Regions from separate parts of the Homo sapiens genome. Here regions 2 and 3 are each linked to region 1. The links are chromatin loops, found by intact Hi-C in ENCODE. Cell type or tissue: MCF 10A. All regions are shown on one strand. Each heading gives the region's core, and the rest is flanking DNA. Links, peaks and the distances in the headings are about the cores only. Region 1 overlaps CCSER1 (coiled-coil serine rich protein 1). Region 2 has its middle 110 kb from the start of LNCPRESS2. Region 3 overlaps GRID2 (glutamate ionotropic receptor delta type subunit 2).

Region 1 (7,861 bases), core at 2,418-4,917:
GTTTACATATATAAATGGATGTTGCTGTAATGAATGCTATCTTTTTATTTCCATTTGCAAGCTTAACATTAAAGGCTGATTGTTTCTGTTTAGCTTTGTACTAGCAATTAAAACATTCTGCCATTAGGTGGTGCCTTCTTTATGGCTCAAAACCTGCATGGAGGTTTCTTTAGGTATGATTCATTGAGAGGCTCAAAAGCAGGCTTTATATGCAAATTTATTTCTAGCAAACAAATATAAAAATTTGACTAGTAAAGTAGCCTACTAAATATGATGAACATTTAAAAAATCACCAGTCTCTCATTTAAGTAATTTTTAAACCCATTCTTCCCTCTTAGAATTATGAAAGAAAAAATATATAATTCCCAAACTTCCCACTCGGTAAAACTAATTCTTCATGCAGGTTGAAGTAAAAAAAATGATCCCTGTTTTTTGTTTATCACTTGGAGACCAAACAAGGCAGCCTGTTAGATAGTTTATTCCTATCCTTCCTAAACTGCAATTTTCTTTAACAACAAAAACAGCAGTAGCACCACCACCAGCAGCAACAACAACCACCATCTCCAAAGCATTTACAAAATGTTATGTATGTTCTAATGGCTTTGCATATTTTGGCCCATTTAATTCTCATAATAACTCTATGAAGTAGATACCACAACTGTCTCCCATTTTAAGGAGGAGAAAACTGAGGCTCATTACTGTTTCTAATTCTTTGCTGTTGTTATTACAAGAGCTAGTAAATTACCTAGCAGGGATTTGTTCGCGGGCATTCTGGTTCCAAAGAGCATGCCCTCTCATCACTAGGCTCTCCTGTTACTCTTTTACTAAATCAGAGCTTGCAAGCGGCACACTGTGAGTTCCTGGATTTTCCATGGTGGTTTCTCACTAGAAAAAGCCAGGGATTTCCAGCTTCATCCATGTCCCTACAAAGGACATGAACTCGTCATTTTTTATGGCTGCATAGTATTCCATGGTGTGTATGTGCCACATTTTCTTAATCCAGTCTATCATTGTTGAACATTTGGGTTGGTTCCAAGTCTTTGCTATTGTGAATCATTCTCAGCAAACTGTCGCAAGGGCAAAAAACCAAACACTGCATATTCTCACTCATAGGTGGGAACTGAACAATGAGAACACTTGGACACAGGAAGGAGAACATCACACACCAGGGCCTGTTGTGGGGTGGGGACAGGGGGGAGGGATAGCATTAGGAGATATACCTAATGTAAATGACAAGTTAATGGCTGCAGCACACCAAGATGGCACATGTATACATATGTAATAAGCCTGCACTTTGTGCACATGTACCCTAGAACTTAAAGTATAATAAAAAAAAATATATATATATATATATAAAAGAATGGAAATTTGAAAAAAAAAAAAAAAAAAAGAAAAAGCTAGGATAGGCAGGGAGCAAGAGGAGGAAGCCACTGAGTGATTACCAAATCTTTCTCCAACTTTCGTTATATATCCAACTTATTTACTCATGCATTCAACATTCCATTGAAATTTTTTTTAGTATGTACCCTGAGCCAGGCAAAAGTAGAAAGCAAAAGATGGAAGGCGTACATAACAGAGAACATTTCTCTAGTCTTTATCAGTATAAAAAAAGAGTTGACCAAGGCGGGCAGATCACGAGGTCAGGAGTTGGAGACCAGCCTGGCCAACATAGTGAAACTCCATCTCTACTAAAAATACAAAAATTAGCCGGGCATGGTGGCGCACACCTGTAGTCCCAACCACTTGGTAGTCTGAGGCAGGAAAATCTCTTGAATGTGGGAGATGGAGGTTGCGGTGAGCCGAGATCAGGCCACTGCACTCCAGCCTGGGCAACAGAGCAAGACTCCATCTCAAAAAGAAAAAAAAGAAAGAAAAAAAGATTTGATGTTCTTTTCTGATAAGACAGGAGTACAAACTGGGTACATTTTATTTGAGAAATGTATTGCTAATGATCTCACTTAGTTGAAAACTCATAATTCAATGCAAATATTGACAAAGTTGGTAACTATTTTCACTTACTTTCTAAAAAGACATCCCTTTGTAGAAATAACATAATTTATTATTCAATTGGCCCTTCAACTTTGACATTATGCTATTATTTATACATATTTAATATTAGAAGTTAAAACTATTTCTAATTTTTGAAATAAACTGGAAATATATTATTCTTTTATTTTGCTAACTTTCCAATTTATATAATTTAATTTCCCATAAAATAAAAACTCACGGCATGTATAAAATATTAAGAGAAGGAGATAAACTGTTTCCATGACTACATTAATTTCTTACATTTTAAAATCTGTGGAGAAAATTATCATGTTGTATATAAGTGTACAATTTTAAATCAGTTAATGAGATTTAACTCCTTTTAATAATTAACAATAACAGAAGCAAAAATACTAACAACCAATGAGTTTGGCAGAAAGGTTAGTCTGATGAGATACTGAAATTGACTAAACTGAAGAGAAGCTGTAAAATATAAGGAGAAGCGGGAGCCGTCTCCCTCCCTCTCATCTTTCTTTCATTTGTATAATTGCTAACTGCTTTTGTGCCACCAACTGCAAAGAGCAGGAAGCAGGATGAGGTCCATTCAAATGCACGCATTCAGGCCTAAGCACCCTCTCATCATTCTTTCTGACAGTGTTTTCTTCTGATTAGAAAGGGTTTCTACAGTGATACCTCTCCTCAAGTTCTGGGTCTTTATTGGGACTCTCCAAAAGCAGAGTTAGGTCTAAAAATACGATGACATCTTGACTGAGCAGGCAGGAACATAGTGGGCCTTTAGCATACTTAGGAATGTGCTTCTAAGTGTTTAAGATCCAAGTGTTGATAATGGAAGTCACATTATCAACATAATTGGTATCTATAGATGCTCTTTGGATTCCAAAGTCTCAGAGTAAATACACCCTACAGTAAGAGTATTATGATGTTTCTTGACTTTGAATCAAGGAAACATCATAAGCTTATAAGCTGCTTGGAGGTAGTGTCTGTATTTCATGGATATGTCCATCACTAATTAACAACTCTATCTTAATAGTAGCTATTGGCTGGGCATGGTGGCTCAAGCCTGTAATCCCAGCACTTCGGGAGGCCGAGACGGGCGGATCACGAGGTCAGGAGATCGAGACCATCCTGGCTAACACGATGAAACCCCGTCTCTACTAAAAATACAAAAAATTAGCCGGGCGTGGTAGTGGGCGCCTGTGGTCCCAACTACTCGGGAGGCTGAGGCAGGAGAACGGCGTGAACTCAGGAGGCGGAGCTTGCAGTGAGCCGAGATCGCGCCACTGCACTCCAGCCTGAGCGACAGAGCGAGACTCCGTATCAAAAAAGAAAAAAAAAAAAATGTAGATATCAAATGCTAAATTGCAAAAAACATAAATAACTGAGAATAAAAATCTATCTGCTCCTTTTCAAAATCTATATTTATATGTTTAAAAGATTTCTATGAATGATAAATTGCTTTATGTTTAGTAAAAGCTTATAGAAACAAAGTCACTGACTCTTAACTCAAAGGGTATGTGTGAGTGCCTAGATAGCTCAATAATAGCTTATTTTGTCAATAAAGATTTAATCCATTGGGAAAGGTAGCATATGCTATTTATCATACGGAGGCCAGAGGCTCAGTTATCACAAAAGAAACAGAATGTAGCTTGGATTGTGGGAAAACCACGGGCTTGATGGCAGAAATTTAAATCCCACCTCTACATCATACTAGCTGTATGACCTACTAATCACTCAAAACGTAAGTCTCCAGGGTGGATTTGTGATGATAATACCTGCTTTGCAGAATTATTTAAAAAGTCTTGGCACACAGTAGGTCCTCAGTAAAGGTTAGTTGTTCTTGATTGAGAAATTGCTATCAGAAATGTGCTAGTGACATCTAGTGGTAATTCCTGCAAATCTCAAGAAGGTCTCCCTTGCAACTCAGAGCCTCCCAACACAATGTCATGCGTTTGTTGTATCAACAAATGTTTAATAAACACTTCCTGTACTTAAGTCTCTTAAATCAGGTTCTGAAGATTGTAAAGATATAAAAGACACAATCCCTACCCTAGAAGATCTCTTGATTTAGTAAAACAGACACATGTAAGGCAATTAATATTTAAAAATGTAATAATTTCTATAGCCGCAGCTATAACAAGTGCAAATATGCCACAGAATAGGTAACTTCTTCTGCTGAATGAGATGCCATTTGTACTGGGTCTTAAAGAAAAACTAAAATTCCCTCATTACGTCTTAGCTGAAGAAGAGATGAGAAAATTTGGATATTTCTAAAATGGTAAGTTAAGGCCTCTTTGCTAAAGTCTCAGTTGATGAAGTTTAGCCCTTATCTTTGTGTGATGGGAAGGTAGTAATATTCTTCCATGAAAATGTCTTGTAATTATATTCCAATAACAATATAGAAGAGAGGCTGAAGATGGAAGAGGACAGAGGATGGAGAAACAATTAAGAAGTTATGATCATAATTTCCTTCAGAGATGATGAAGACACAAACTCATTCAACACGAATTGAGATAAACAGGAAGAAATAAAACTGAGATTGAAGTAGAGACTGCATAATGACCTTGAGAACAGGGAGTATAAGAGAGAAAGAAGTATGGTTGATTCAATGTTTTCTGCAATGAGTGACCCTTAAGTAGTAATACATTAAATGAAATAGAAAACTAAGCAGAAAGAACTTGTGTATGAAGGAGGAAAGAACAAAGATAATAAAGATTATCAATTCACTGTCTCTGTACAAATTTTTAAAACTTACAGAATAGTTAGGTCAAAATATCCAACAAGTAAATAAATACATAGGTCTGGAGATAAAGCTGTATTAGATAAAAACTTAAGAACCGTCAGAACACAGTCAAACTTTATAATCACTTAAGGTATGAGATTACTCAGAAAAAGAAAAAAAAGTGTCAAAAAAGGAAGGCCTACAAGACAAAGATCTTTAGGAAACGTCATTATTCAATGAGCAAAAATAAAAACTGGACTTGTCCTCAATTTTTCAGGACGATCTCTTAGTAAGTTACAGATACATGCTTAGACCACAAACATGGCTTTGGAAATAGCTTTGTGATAGGAATATCTCAGCAATACCGGAATATAACTTTTAGAAACACGTTAAAGCTGACTTTAAGGTTTAAAGGCAGAGCTATAAAGTGCTTTCCCCACAGTTACATGAAATAAGGCATATTTGAATGTCCTTTCATAACATAAAACTGGTTTATGCTTTAAGAGTAGCCCTTCCAAGGTTAGAAAGAAAATTTTATTTGACTGCATATAAAATGGACAGCTTTTCCATTTACCCTATTAAATTTGGCCATCTAGTTTTCTTTCCTTTTTTTTTTTTTTCTGTTTTATTGTCTTCTTCTTTCTCTCTTTTTCTCTTTTCCTTTCTCCTGATACAGTATTTCTTGCTTCAGTGATTCCCGGGAAAAGAGCCCAGTTGGTTTAATGTTTTATTATTACAGACTACCTCATGAATTATAGAGTATTAACTCTACATTGGTAGAGTTTTCAGGATGGAAAAGAAGAGTTATTCATGCTACTTAATACCTACAAATTTATGACCTCCTAAAATATATACAATCTTTATTTTATTTTTAAAATTCAAATTACTCCCTTTTATGTCACCTCCTATGTTAGCAGAAATTATGAAAAATACTTGTTCTATCAATTAATTGTATTGTCCAATGACTAATATTTTCTATATGCCAATGCACAGTTTCTTGGTCCTCATATTCATATATCACTTTTGTGTCATTTTAAAGAGTGTCCTTCCTTAATTATTACACATTAGTTTAAATACCATTTAACAATGTCATTTTAAAACCTATGTACTAAATCCACATGCATTACATAACTTCAGGCAATCAGTTAATCTTCTTTCCACCTGAATCAGCCTTATTTATTCAAAAGGGAATTACAGTTCAAGGTGGTCACATTAGATAAAAGTGATGAGTGTCTGCAGACCTTGTATAATTTAATTTTGACAAAGGATAACGGGTAATTTAACCAGCTGAGTTTGCCCCATAATGCAACAGCATAAACATGCTTTAAAATTCACTTGAATCACCAGCTTTAAAATTATGAAACTTGTCAAATTAAAAAAAATTCAACCACATTTAAAAATGGTTCCCATAAAATCAGGCTATATACTTATTTTTCTCACTATATCAAATTTTAATTTTAATAACTCAAATACACCTAAGAAGTGCCAACTATTATCATCATCTATATATTTAAGTAGGATATTATGGGAAGAAATTAAATTAAATATACTTACCAACTTTTACTGCTCTATTTATTTCTAAATGACCCCAAAATATAATATATGAAAGGCAAAAGGAAAAAAAAGAAGAATGAATGATCTATGTATGCAGAAAGAAACCAGTATCATTTGCTGTAAACCCAACTCTTAATGATCTTAAAGAAGAAACAACATTCAACTCAACAAACATTTATTGGGTACTTACTACATATTAGAAGCCATACTAGGTTTTATGAATATAAGTTGAATAAAACATTGTTCTCTAGGAACTCATAGTCTATTTGACAGACTGACAGAGATAAACAAAAAGTCACAGTACAATGTGATAAGCACAATATTACAGAAATAAGTGTCAAGTACTATTTTTGCAACTAGTAATTCCTGAGAAGTTTCTCCGTGAATAGGCCACTATTCAGTGTGGGATGTGGTGTTGAGTAAGTGGCTTTACACTTAGTGAGTAGAATGTCTACTGTCTTATTAATTCAAAGTGAAGTAACAGAAACAACAGTATTTAAAACTTTCCTAGTGAGTATTTTTATTGGTACCAGATATTGAGGTCATCATTTTTATAGGCAATTTTATTTTATCTATTCATAACAATCCTATAAGGAGCAAGCACTAAGTTTATTTTTTTCCTAGTGAAGAAACAACTGAAATATGAAAAGATAGGCAACTTGTTCAACATCACATTGCTCACTGACTCCATGTGTCTCAACAAATGTGTTAATTTTTTTTTAAATTCCATTTTTCTAGAATATAAAGTAAATCTACATTTCACTAAGTTTTTACATAACCAAGCATAGGACAACACTGATGATATGGTTTGGCAATGGTGTCAGATAACAGGTAGATGAGTTAAAATTGCTAAATTTCTTTAATTTGCTTAGTTTTAATCTAAGCAAAGGGCAGAACTTGTATAAGAAGCTCCAAAATACGTGCTATATAAAAAGTTTAATATACTATCCTGCCTTCTATTATATAATCATTCTTTGGTTTTGAGATAATTTAATGAATTTTTGTGTCATAGATGTCTTTGTCTGAAAAACAATACAACATATACAAAATTCTAATAAATTATTTTATGACCCTTTGTGAAACCATGGGCTCCATTAATGCCTAAATCTTAGCAGTTTTATTTGACTGGAGTTCTACATTAAAACATTTATGAATTACTCTGAAATGAATATTGAAGTTACTATATTCTCCAGGTAGCATCTAGTTGTTTTAAATTCCTTTATTTGCCATATTCTTAAATACACTTTTCACATTCATTTTCTTGTTGCCAACTCTTGAACTATTATTTTCAACATGACTATCACCTGTTTTATTCCATCAAAAGTCATTCATTAAAAAAGTCATATTCTTTTCAAGGCAAAATTGGAAGATAATTTGCTTTACTTAATGCTTTTGATCTCTCTACACTTTTGACACTTTTTTTTTTTAACTTAGGACTACCTACCCTCAATAATCTTTGGGACCTTTGCTTCCAGAAAATATACTAGGGCTAATAAGTTACTGTATTAGTTAGGTTTCTCTGGAGAGATAGAACATTTAGGAGACAGGTTAGATAAGGTGGTGGGTAGGTAGAAAGGTAGG
Region 2 (7,861 bases), core at 2,535-5,034, 1.1 Mb before region 1:
TTTTTTTTTTGATGGCTATTGCAAGTAGGATTGCACCCTTTATTTGGTTCTCAGCTTGAACTGTATTGATGTATAGAAATGCTAGTTATTTCTGTATGCTGATTTTGTATCCTGAAACTTCACTAAAGTAGTTTATCAGATCTAGGAGTCTTTTGGAGGGAGGTTTAGAGTTTTCTAGGTATAGAATCATACTGTAAGCAAATAGAGATAATTTAATGTCCTCTTTCCTATTTGGATGCCTTTTATTTCTTTCTCTTGTCTGATTGCTCTGGCAAGTAACTACCATACTATATTGAATAGAAGTGGTGAGAGTAGATGTCCTTGTTTTTGTCCAGTTCTTTGGGAAAATGTTTTCAAGTTTTGTCAGTTCAATATGATGTTTGCTGTGAGTTTGTCATAAATGGCTGTTATTATTTTGAAGTATGCTCCCTTGACACCTACTTTCTTGAAGGTTTTTATCATGAAGGGATATTGGATTTTATTGAATGCCTTTTTTGCTTCCATTGAGATTATCACATGGTTTTTGCTTTTAATTCTGTTTACGTGGTGGATCATGTTTATTGATATGCTGAAATTTAACCATCCTTGCATCCCAGGACTAAAGCCCACTTGGTCATGGTAAAATATCTTTTTGATATGCTACTGTATTCATTTTGCTAGTCCTTTTGTTGAGGATTTTTGTGCCTATGTTTACCAGGGATAACGGCCTGCAGTTTTCTTGTGTTTTTGCCGAATTTCGGTATAAGATGATTCAAGTTTTATAGAATGAGTTAGGAAGAAACACGTCTCCTCAATTTTGGGGTAATAATTTCAGTAAGATTGATACCAGCTCTCTTTGTACATCTGGTAGAATTCAGCTGTAAATCTAACTGGTCCAGAAGTGTTTTTGGTTGGTTAGTTTTTTGTTGCCAATTTAATTTTATAATTTACTATTGGTCTGTTCAGGGTTTCAGTTTCTTTTTGGTTCAATGAAGAGAGGTTTGTGTGTTTCCAAGAATTTATCCATATCCTACAGGTTTTTTTGTGTGTTCACATAGAGATCTTCGTAGTAATCTCTGAGGATTTTTGTATTTCTGTGAGATCAGTTGTTAACGTCCCTTTGTCATTTTTGATGGTGCTTATTTGGGTCTTCTCTTTATTTTCTTTGTTAATCTAACTAGTAGTCTATCAGTCCTGTTTACCCTTTCAAAAGCTAACTTCTTATTTTGTTGATCCTTTGTTTAAGTTCATTCTTTGGTCTCAATTTTATTTAGTTCTGCTCTAATTTTAGTTATTTATTTTCTTCTGCTAGCTTTGGGTCTACTTTGTTCTTGTTTTTCTATTTCCCTTAAGTGTGACTTTAGGTTGTTAATTTGAAATCTTTCTATTTTCTTGATGTAGGCATATAGTGCTCTAAACTTTCCTCTTAACCATTACTCTTGCTGAATCTCGGAGTTTTAGGCATGTTGTTTCTCTATTTTCATTTGTTTCAAATATTTTTTTTTATTTCTGCCTTAATTTCCTTGTGTATTCAAAAGTCGTTCAGGACCAAGTTGTTTAGTTTCCATGTATTTGTGTGGTTTTGAGAATTCCTCTTGGTATTGAGTTCTAATTTTACTCCACTGTGTTCAAAGAGGATGGTTGGTATAATTTTGACTTTCTGAATTTATTGAGACTTGCTTTATGGCCAAGCATGTAGTCAGTCCTAGAGAATGTTCCATATGTGGATGAGAAGAATGTATATTCTGTAGTTGTTGGGTGGAGTATGCTGTAGCTGTCCATTAAATCCATTTGGTCAAGTGTTCCACTTAAGTCTACAATTTCTGTGTCAGTTTTCTACATCAATGGTCTCTCTAACATTATCACTGGGGTGTTAAAATCCCCATAATTGTTGTGTAGCTTTCTATCTCTTTTCTTAGGACTAATAGTAATTGTTTCATAAATTAGGATGCTTTGATGTTGGGTGCATATATATATATATATATAATGATTATATCTTCTTGTTGAATTTTATAATGCCCTTTTTTGTACGTTTTCACTATTGTTGGTTTAAAGTAAGTTTTATGTAATATAACAATAGCAACCTTGCCTTTTGTTTGTTTTCGGTTTGCATGATAGATCTTTCTCCATCTCTTTAGTTTGAGTCTATGATTGTTATCACATGTGAGATGGGTTTCTTGAAGACAGCAGAAGATCATTTATTTTATCCAATTTGCCATGCTGGCTTTTACGTGGAGCATTTACACCATTTATGGTAAAGGCTAATATTGATATGTGAGGTTTCCTTCCTCTCATATGGTTGATAGCTAGTTGCTTTGTAATCTCAGTAGTATATTTGCTTTATAGGGTCTGTGGACTTTGTACTTATGTGTGCCTTTGTGGTAGCAAGTATCATCATTTTGTTTTTTGTTTAGAATTCCACTGAGCTTTTTTTTTGTAGGTTCAGCCTGGTGGTGACGAATTCTCTTAACATTTACTCTTCTGAGGAAGACTTTATGTCTGAAGCTCAGTTTAAAAGGATACTAAGTTCTCGTTTGGCATTTTGTTTCATAATGAAGGCTAAAAATAGGTCCCCAATCTTTTTTGGCTTGTATGGTATCTGCTGAGAAGTCTGCTATTAGTCTTATGGAATTCCCTTTATAGGTAATTTTGCCATTTTCTCTATCTGTCTTTAAGATTTTTTCTTTCACATTGACCTAGGATAGTCTAATGACTATGTGCCTTGGGGAAGGTTGTCATGTGCATTGTCTCACTGAAGTGCTCTGGATTTTTTTTTGTATCTGCTGCATGTCAACGTTTTTAGCAATTCCTGGATTATACTCTGAAATCCCTTTTCCAAGTTGCTTACTTTTTCATCTTCATCTTCTCTTTCAGAAATGCCAATAAATTATATGTTTAGTGGCTTTACATTATTTTCTAATTCTCAAAAGTTTTCATTAAAAAATCTTTTTCCTTTATTTTTGTCTGGTTTGGTTGATTCAAAAAGACTGATTTTTGAGCTCTGAAATTTTTTCTTATGCTTGATCTAGTCTATTACTAAGGATTTTGATATGGTTTGGCTGTGTCCCCACCCAAATCTCATCTTTAGTTTCCATGTGTTGTGGGAGGGACCCAGTAAGGTAACTGAATCATGGGGGCAGGTCTTTCCCTTGTTGTTCTCGTGATAGTGAATAAGACTCATGAGATCTGATGGTTTTAAAAATGTGAGTCTCCCTGCAGAAACTCTATTCTCTTGTCTGCTGCCATGTAAGACGTGCCTTTCACCTTCCATTATGATTGTGAGGCCTCCCCAGCCACACGGAACTTTAAGTCCAATAACCCCCCTTTTTTTTTTGTAAATTGCCCAGTTGTGGGTATGTCTTTATCAGCAGTGTGAAGATGGACTAATACAGTCTCCAATTGTATTTTGAAATTCCTGTAGTGACATTTTTAATTCCATAAGCACTCTTTGATTCTTTTAATATAGTGATGTCTTCTTTCAAATCCTGGATCATGTTATTGTTATCTTTGTGATGGATTTTAACTTTATCTTGGATCTCATTGAGTTTCCAGCAATACATACTTTGAATTCTTTATCTTTCATTTCAGCCATTTCAATGTGGTTAGGATCTATTGCCAGGGATCTAATGCAATTTTTGGAGGTGACAGAACACTGTTTTTTGTACTGCCAGAGCTTCTGTGCTGATTTGCTCTCACCTGAGGGAGCAGCTGTTGCTTCTATTTTTTTGTTTGTTTGTTTGTTTTTCTTTGTTTTGGATGGGGCTTTTTAATTTTTAATTCTTTTTCCCCTTGAGGATTTTACTGTGGTGTATGTTGTATATGATCCATTGGCTTCGTTTCAATTATTTTGAGGGGGCCAAGTCTCTGTATGTGTGTCTTGGTTGCAAATAGGTTCTGTGTGGTGCTTTCTCAGATGCTTCTTGATGTAGTGATATATTTTTGTTTAGTGATGCAGTTCAGACTACACTCCAGTAGATGGCACTTAACATTAAGAGCGGGCAAGTGGCCTGGTGCCTAGTGGGCACAAACTGCCCTAATGAGGTTGGCACCTAGAAATCATGATGGGATGTGCTGAAATATTGGGAGAAGAGTGGGTACACCAGTTCCTTGACCTGAGTTAGCAGAAATGTGATCCATTTCCCTATCATGCACCTGTTTTGAGTCTAACAATCTTCTGTTTTTATAAAGGCTTTCTCCTTTGATTCCTGGCCTTAGTACAGCTGTGGGCTGCAGATCCACCTCTCTGAAGACTATAGCTAGAATAGGGCTTGGAGCAGAACCTCTTCCCCAAGACCAGAGCAGGAAACTCCACAGTCTCTCCTTAGTTTCTGGGGCACTGCTGTTCAGTGAAGGGAAAGGAAGTTGGGCCTCACTTTTCATGGAAGCGTGAGCAGATGCCAGTTTACTTTCAGTGGAGTGGAGGCTCTAGGAAAGTGGGAAAAGTTCTTTCTTTCCATGAGTACTCAGTGGCTCGATGGGAAGAACTGCTGTTGCATGTGTAACAGTGTATTGGGGGTGTGTGGGCAGAAGGAGGGTAAAAGATGACCGCCTCTCCACATCCATTGCCAGGCATTAGTGTTGCCTCCTTCATTGGTTTATACCATGCTCACATTTCCTTTGTATCAAAGAGGGTTTGGGTGGGTTTTACTCTCTCTTCCCTTAGGAATGGCTCATGCCAAGGGTGAGATTTCCAGAGGGCCCACAACTCCCTGGGGACCTGCCATTTCCCTGTGCTTGCCAAAGTCAGAGTGGGTTGTGGGATATGTCTGTGGGTGTTCTGGTGGTGCAGTGGTTAAAGAGCAGAGGATACCCAGACAGGGGAGTGACACCATGAGTGCACCACCAGTATGGTGCATGCCATCTCATTTTGGGTGTTAGGGTTGTGGCATGGCTATGTGAGCTGGCCACCCAGTTCTCTGTTCTTAGGAAGTTCTCTACTTGCCACCTATGGTGTTGCCCCAGGTTGTGAGGGCAGAAGGGCTCTCCAGCAAGTGGTTAGCAGATTGCCAGAAGGCTTAGGGGAGCAGAAAAGCCTTCCCATCTATCCTTTTCACTGTGCTCTGAGTTCCTCAGGAGTCTAAGCCAGACTCTTGCTGTTTTTGTTTTATGTGCCCCAACATCTTCCCATGGGTGATCCAATAGGTCCTGGCTAACTTCCCACCATTTTTCTTTTAAAACTTGACTATTCACTGGTAAATTTGATCTTCTTTCTGAGGAAAATGGGCTTGTAATGTTCCTAGTCAGCCATCTTGAAAAATAAGATAATTAAAAAAAAATAAAAAGACTGGATAAATGGTCTTTTCAGATAGTGGAAAGAAACAAAAATATTGGAATATTTGTAGAAATGAAATAATACATACAGTGAATCTTGTCTTTAAAGATCCTATAGACCAAAGATGAATATGTTGATTACCAAATGGCAGCTATAAAATATTTCTTTAATTTTTCCTCTTTGTTCCATCTCCACCATAACTCTTAATGTAATCACCATCAATTCACATGTGAACTATTGCAAGGGCTTCCTCTCTTCTTCAGTTTTCACCTCAAATCTATTCTTTATAGTACAGCCAGAGATAACTTTAAAATATACAAACCTGAATATGTCACTCTTTTGCTTAAAATCCTTCAGTGGCTTCCCATGTTTTTTGGATATTGTAGAAAATCTTTTACATGTATTATAAGAGTGATAAATGGAATTCACTAATGACATCTATAATCTTGTTTTGAATCTCTCTTCAATACAAACATACTCCAGACAACCTGAACTTAATTCAGTTTCTTCTGCAAGATAAAAATTTTGTCACATCATATTATACAAATGTATACCTGCCAGTCCCTCTGCCTGCAATGATTTATCCCCAGTTTTTGTCAGTGTCTTGCATGTAAATCCTTCAGGACTAAGCTCAGGGAACATTTTCTCACATACAATCTCCTAAAGCAGTGATATGGTTCAGCTGTGTCCCCACCCAAATCTCATCTTGAAATGTAGTTCCCATAATTCCCATGTGTCATGGGAGGGACACAGTGGGAGGTAATCAAATCAGGGGAGCAGGCCTTTCCCATGCTGTTCTCATGATAGTGAATAAGTGTCATGAGATCTGATGGTTTTATAAAGTGGAGTTCCCCTACACATGCTCTCTTGCCTGCCACCATGTAAGATGTGACTTTGCTCCTCATTCACCTTCCACCATGATTGTGAGGCCTCCCCAGCTGTGTGGAACTGTGAGTCAGTTAAACCTCTTTTCATTATAAGTTACCCAGTCTCAGGTATGTCTTTATTAGCAGAGTGAGAACAGACTAATACAACCAGGTATTGTTCCCTTTTCCACAAATCGTAACAATAGAAAGTTTTCCTTTATGGTGCTTACCACCATTGTAATGAAAAACATTTTGTGCAGTATTTTGTTTATCTCCTTACTTGTTACAGTACTCCATAGCCACATCTCCATAGTATTTGTTAAAGAAATGAATGAAGTGTCTGTGTTACTCAGGATAGGATTTTGATCACCTAATTGTTAAATGTATTATCAAAAGATTGATAGTGCTTCTCATAATATTAAATTATATGAAAATATTGGGAAATGCCCTAAGGAGTAAACAAAAACTTAAATGTTAAAAATATAAGTATATATGTCTCTCTCTCTCTGTCTCTCTAATATAGATAGATAGATAGATAGATAGATAGATAGATAGATTCCAAAGCTCTGACACAATTAAAATATAATATGGGATAGTCTATATTTTTGTAATATAGACCTCAAATACACTACCAATAGTAATGAGAAAGATAAGTTTTTGAAATAAATATGTCAATTTTCCAAAGAAAATTAAAACAACAACAAAGACTCATGTCATAATTAATTTTAGTGTATATTTTGTGCCATTTTTATAGTACCTTTTATGAACTCTATAGCACTAACATGATAATAACACCAGGATATACATCCATTACATTGTAATTGTTTAGGAAATGTAGCTCATTAGCCAAAATTAAATGAACATGGAAGAGACTGTTACCTAATATCAATCATAAAAATTATGATAAATACCTGCTTAGCACATAAACTTAATTTAATATGCTATCTTTATTTTAAATATTTATTTCCATATTTCATTTTTATAGTTCAGTGATTTTCAGTAATCTGTGCTTGTGGATCTCATATCAATTTCTTATGAAAGCCATAAAATAAGACTTTCCTTGTCATCAATTTCTACTACACGATCCAAACTGCATAGGTGATGGTAAAGGTAAAGAAGGGTGATAATATATTTTCTGATCTCTAAGATGTTATATTAAAATTAAAATTACTATGACTACCATATTGGATAAACTATTATCATAATGTCATTGGCAATGAAGTAATTTATAATTGCTTGTAGTTCTGGGGTCAATGTGTAAACACCAGGAAAGTACTTGCAAAGTTACTTCTGTAGCTAAATAAAGCTAATATCTCTATGTACTGACATACCTTATGGATGATATATTATCAGTATGGTCCCTCTTAAAGAGAGTAGAGATTAGCGATAGAGTTTTCAACAGATAAAACATGGCTAGAGTTAGGTCACACAGGACTGGAGTATTAGAGCCTCACCCACAAGGGAAGATGCTAAGCTTGGAGTATAGAGCTGATCAAGAAATGATAATGCAGAGGCTAGATCAGAAAGTAGTGTAGTCTCTACCAAGGGCCTGAAGGGTGTTGAAGAAAGATTTTCAAACCAAAGGAAATAGATCCAATATCAAGATCGATATTGGAAGGCCAATTGTTCTGAGTTCTGGATATTAGCTACCTTTAAAATTTCTTTTTACAACTCAATAGAGAAAATAATTTAAAGGGCCAACCACAGGAAAGGTAGTGTTACCCATATGGGCATACTGAAATTG
Region 3 (2,500 bases), core at 1-2,500, 1.3 Mb before region 1:
CCAATTGTATACTTACAGTAGTCATTGTGATTAGATAATATTATTTATCAACAAAAAAATTGTAACAGGGATTCAACTCTGATATTAGGACTGAGGGTCAAGTCTATTTCATATATATACACAAACACAATCATAGAAGGCAAGGATTCAGGAACTGATTAACTGGCGGTGTGAGAAATGAATGCTACGGAAGTAGGGAGTTCTCAATATTTAGTGTTCATTACTGGAGTACCATAACCTGGAATTTCTTAGTAGGAACCAGTCTCGGAAAACAATGCAGAATTCCTGTGATAAAAGATGAGAGTCTTAGAGCCAGGGTGTTTAATGCTAAAGATAGCCGTTGTGGGGCATGATTATGTAGACTGTACTTTCAACCTTCCTCGGGGTGAGGAATTACATTAACCTTCAGAAGATCTAGTCATGGCAAGGTGTAGGAGGCAGTGGGAAGGTAAATGAGGTGGTAGCTCACCAGAGAGAGAGCCAGGGATACTATTGTAACCGTGGTATTGGGAATACTATTGTGACTTCAGGAAAATACTGCAACTGCATGCAAAATATTATGAGTATATAGCTGAGCCAGAGAATCCAAAGCTTTTTTCTGATTTTTAAAACAGCCAATGACCTAAAAAGGTTAAAACCCCTCCACCTACATAAGATTGTCTTTTTCTTTCTTCTGACAGCAATATCAACGACTGCCCTTGGCAGAATGATTTCGGAGAAAAATTGACCCCTTTTAGAGTTCTCTAGCAGAAGATGAGCAAACAACCTTTTTAAGCAGCAGGCAGTGCTGGTAGGAAATGTAAAATATTATGTCCAACAACGGTAACAAAAATTTTAGAAATCAAACAAAATGTTGGAAGATTTGTTGTCTTCTGTTATTCTATTATTGAGCATTTGTTTTACAGTAATAAATGTATCTCTGAAATCCAGCTAGACTTGGAAGGGAATAAGGAAAATATGGAACCCAAAGATCTTTGATTCTTTTTATGTTTGAACTTTAGCTAATTTGGCTGGCAATGGAAGAATGCTGAATTTTTGAATTAGGGAATGGAATTTTTATTTCTACCACAGACTTTAAAACAGATAACAAGAAATTTTAGGAAGGCCCCTTCTACATTGAGAAAGTCCTTTAAATAGGTAATCTATCATCTCCTTGTTCTAGTAATGGCTTCTGAATTATTATTAAGACATTCTCCACCAGAGGGAGCTTTCCAGAGCCACTTACACTTCCTTCCTCCCTTGTCTCCATCAAGTACATTCTTACTCATGTTCCTGCTCCTGGGTACAGTTACCACTGCACAGCATAGTCTCCCATCTATCCTGGTCAAATACTCTAGACAAATAGGAAAGGTCAAGGGAAGTCATCCTCAAGAAATATCCCTCTTTGTTGGTCATTAAGGAGCATATTGGAAAGCAAAATCAGGGCTTATAAAAATACACTTTGCAGAGTACCTCACATTCTCCACACAACTTGCTGGCTCTTATTTTATGCATAGATGCTGTTTGTTATTTTGGTTTTCAAAACATCTCTTAGACACAATAAAAAGTATGTGAAATAATTCAGTCATGTAAGGAAGAAGAAAAATATCAGAATTTACCACTGAAATTTTTCTAGATAACAACTCCAAATCTTTTTTTTTCTCTGCCTTTTCTGTGTTTCTAGAGTTAAGATGTTCTTAAAACCATGGGAAATTCCTTACTTTTTGAGTATATAAGGTTTTACATGAATTACATTAGTATAATTGAAATCAGGTGAAATCAACAGATAATTCTATTAACTGTTTAAACAGCTTCGGACCATCAATAGTGTGCTTTTAATTTGATATATTTGACCAAAAACGTCTTTTCTGTTAGGTTTTGTTCAGCACATTACATATGCAATCAAGAAACAGAGTAAACACAGATATGTATTATACATTGCACATTATCATCAGTACCAAATTAATGACTGATATATAGAATGTGAATCATTTTTTCTGTCAAATTTATAAACATGAGGCTATGTATCTCAAGTTAATCAGCTTTCTAATCCTCCATAGCATTGCCTGTTTTTCTTCTCTTGTCCCTAGAAAGTAAAAATATTTTGTATTAATTGCAAATTACTCAATAAATAAGTATCATGAAGCCAGAAGTTTGTTTTTAATCCATATTGTCTTATGAATAATTTTAATACATATCTTATTCAGAAGCAATACAGATGTCTTTATCAAATATTGCTAAATGAGAGTTTTAATTTCTAAAATTGCCTTAATTTAATCATAAATATATTCTGCTTTTTCATATTTTTTGATGTTACAACTTTATTTTCTCCATAAAAGATTTTTTATTTTTCCTGTTGACAATGCTGTAAGTACAATGCTACTTATTAAAATTAATTACTATTTATTTCCATAATATGTCTTTGTCATTACTGTGCTACTGCTGGAAATGGAGAATGTTGACAGCTTAATTTTTAACAGCCATACATTAGGACTTTAAAATTAATAGCACAGCCCTAGTT

What was found. Hi-C counts contacts between places; a loop is a spot of excess contacts. Peaks named below come from ENCODE experiments on the same cell type or tissue, not always from the same donor. Only the 100,000 strongest peaks of a DNase experiment are listed, where the experiment ranks them.
Region 2: a loop joins it to region 1, with 5 times the contacts of the local background. A loop is called at or near these places in 5 of 110 quality-filtered maps.
Region 3: a loop joins it to region 1, with 21 times the contacts of the local background. A loop is called at or near these places in 19 of 110 quality-filtered maps.

The regions. Positions count from the first base shown.
Region 1 is chr4:91,109,336-91,117,196 of GRCh38, reverse strand. All of the region lies in intron 10 of CCSER1 (coiled-coil serine rich protein 1), which reads right to left. Among named protein-coding and RNA genes, the nearest start is that of CCSER1, 990 kb to the right of the region's middle. In MCF 10A, for the core only: a CTCF peak has its summit at 3,876 (motif pointing left); no DNase peak of the experiment used is centred there.
Region 2 is chr4:92,159,674-92,167,534 of GRCh38, reverse strand. No RefSeq gene overlaps it. Among named protein-coding and RNA genes, the nearest start is that of LNCPRESS2, 110 kb to the left of the region's middle. In MCF 10A, for the core only: a CTCF peak has its summit at 3,939 (motif pointing right); no DNase peak of the experiment used is centred there.
Region 3 is chr4:92,386,371-92,388,870 of GRCh38, reverse strand. The region is part of intron 1 of GRID2 (glutamate ionotropic receptor delta type subunit 2); the gene reads right to left. Among named protein-coding and RNA genes, the nearest start is that of GRID2, 84 kb to the right of the region's middle. In MCF 10A, for the core only: a CTCF peak has its summit at 1,174 (motif pointing right); no DNase peak of the experiment used is centred there.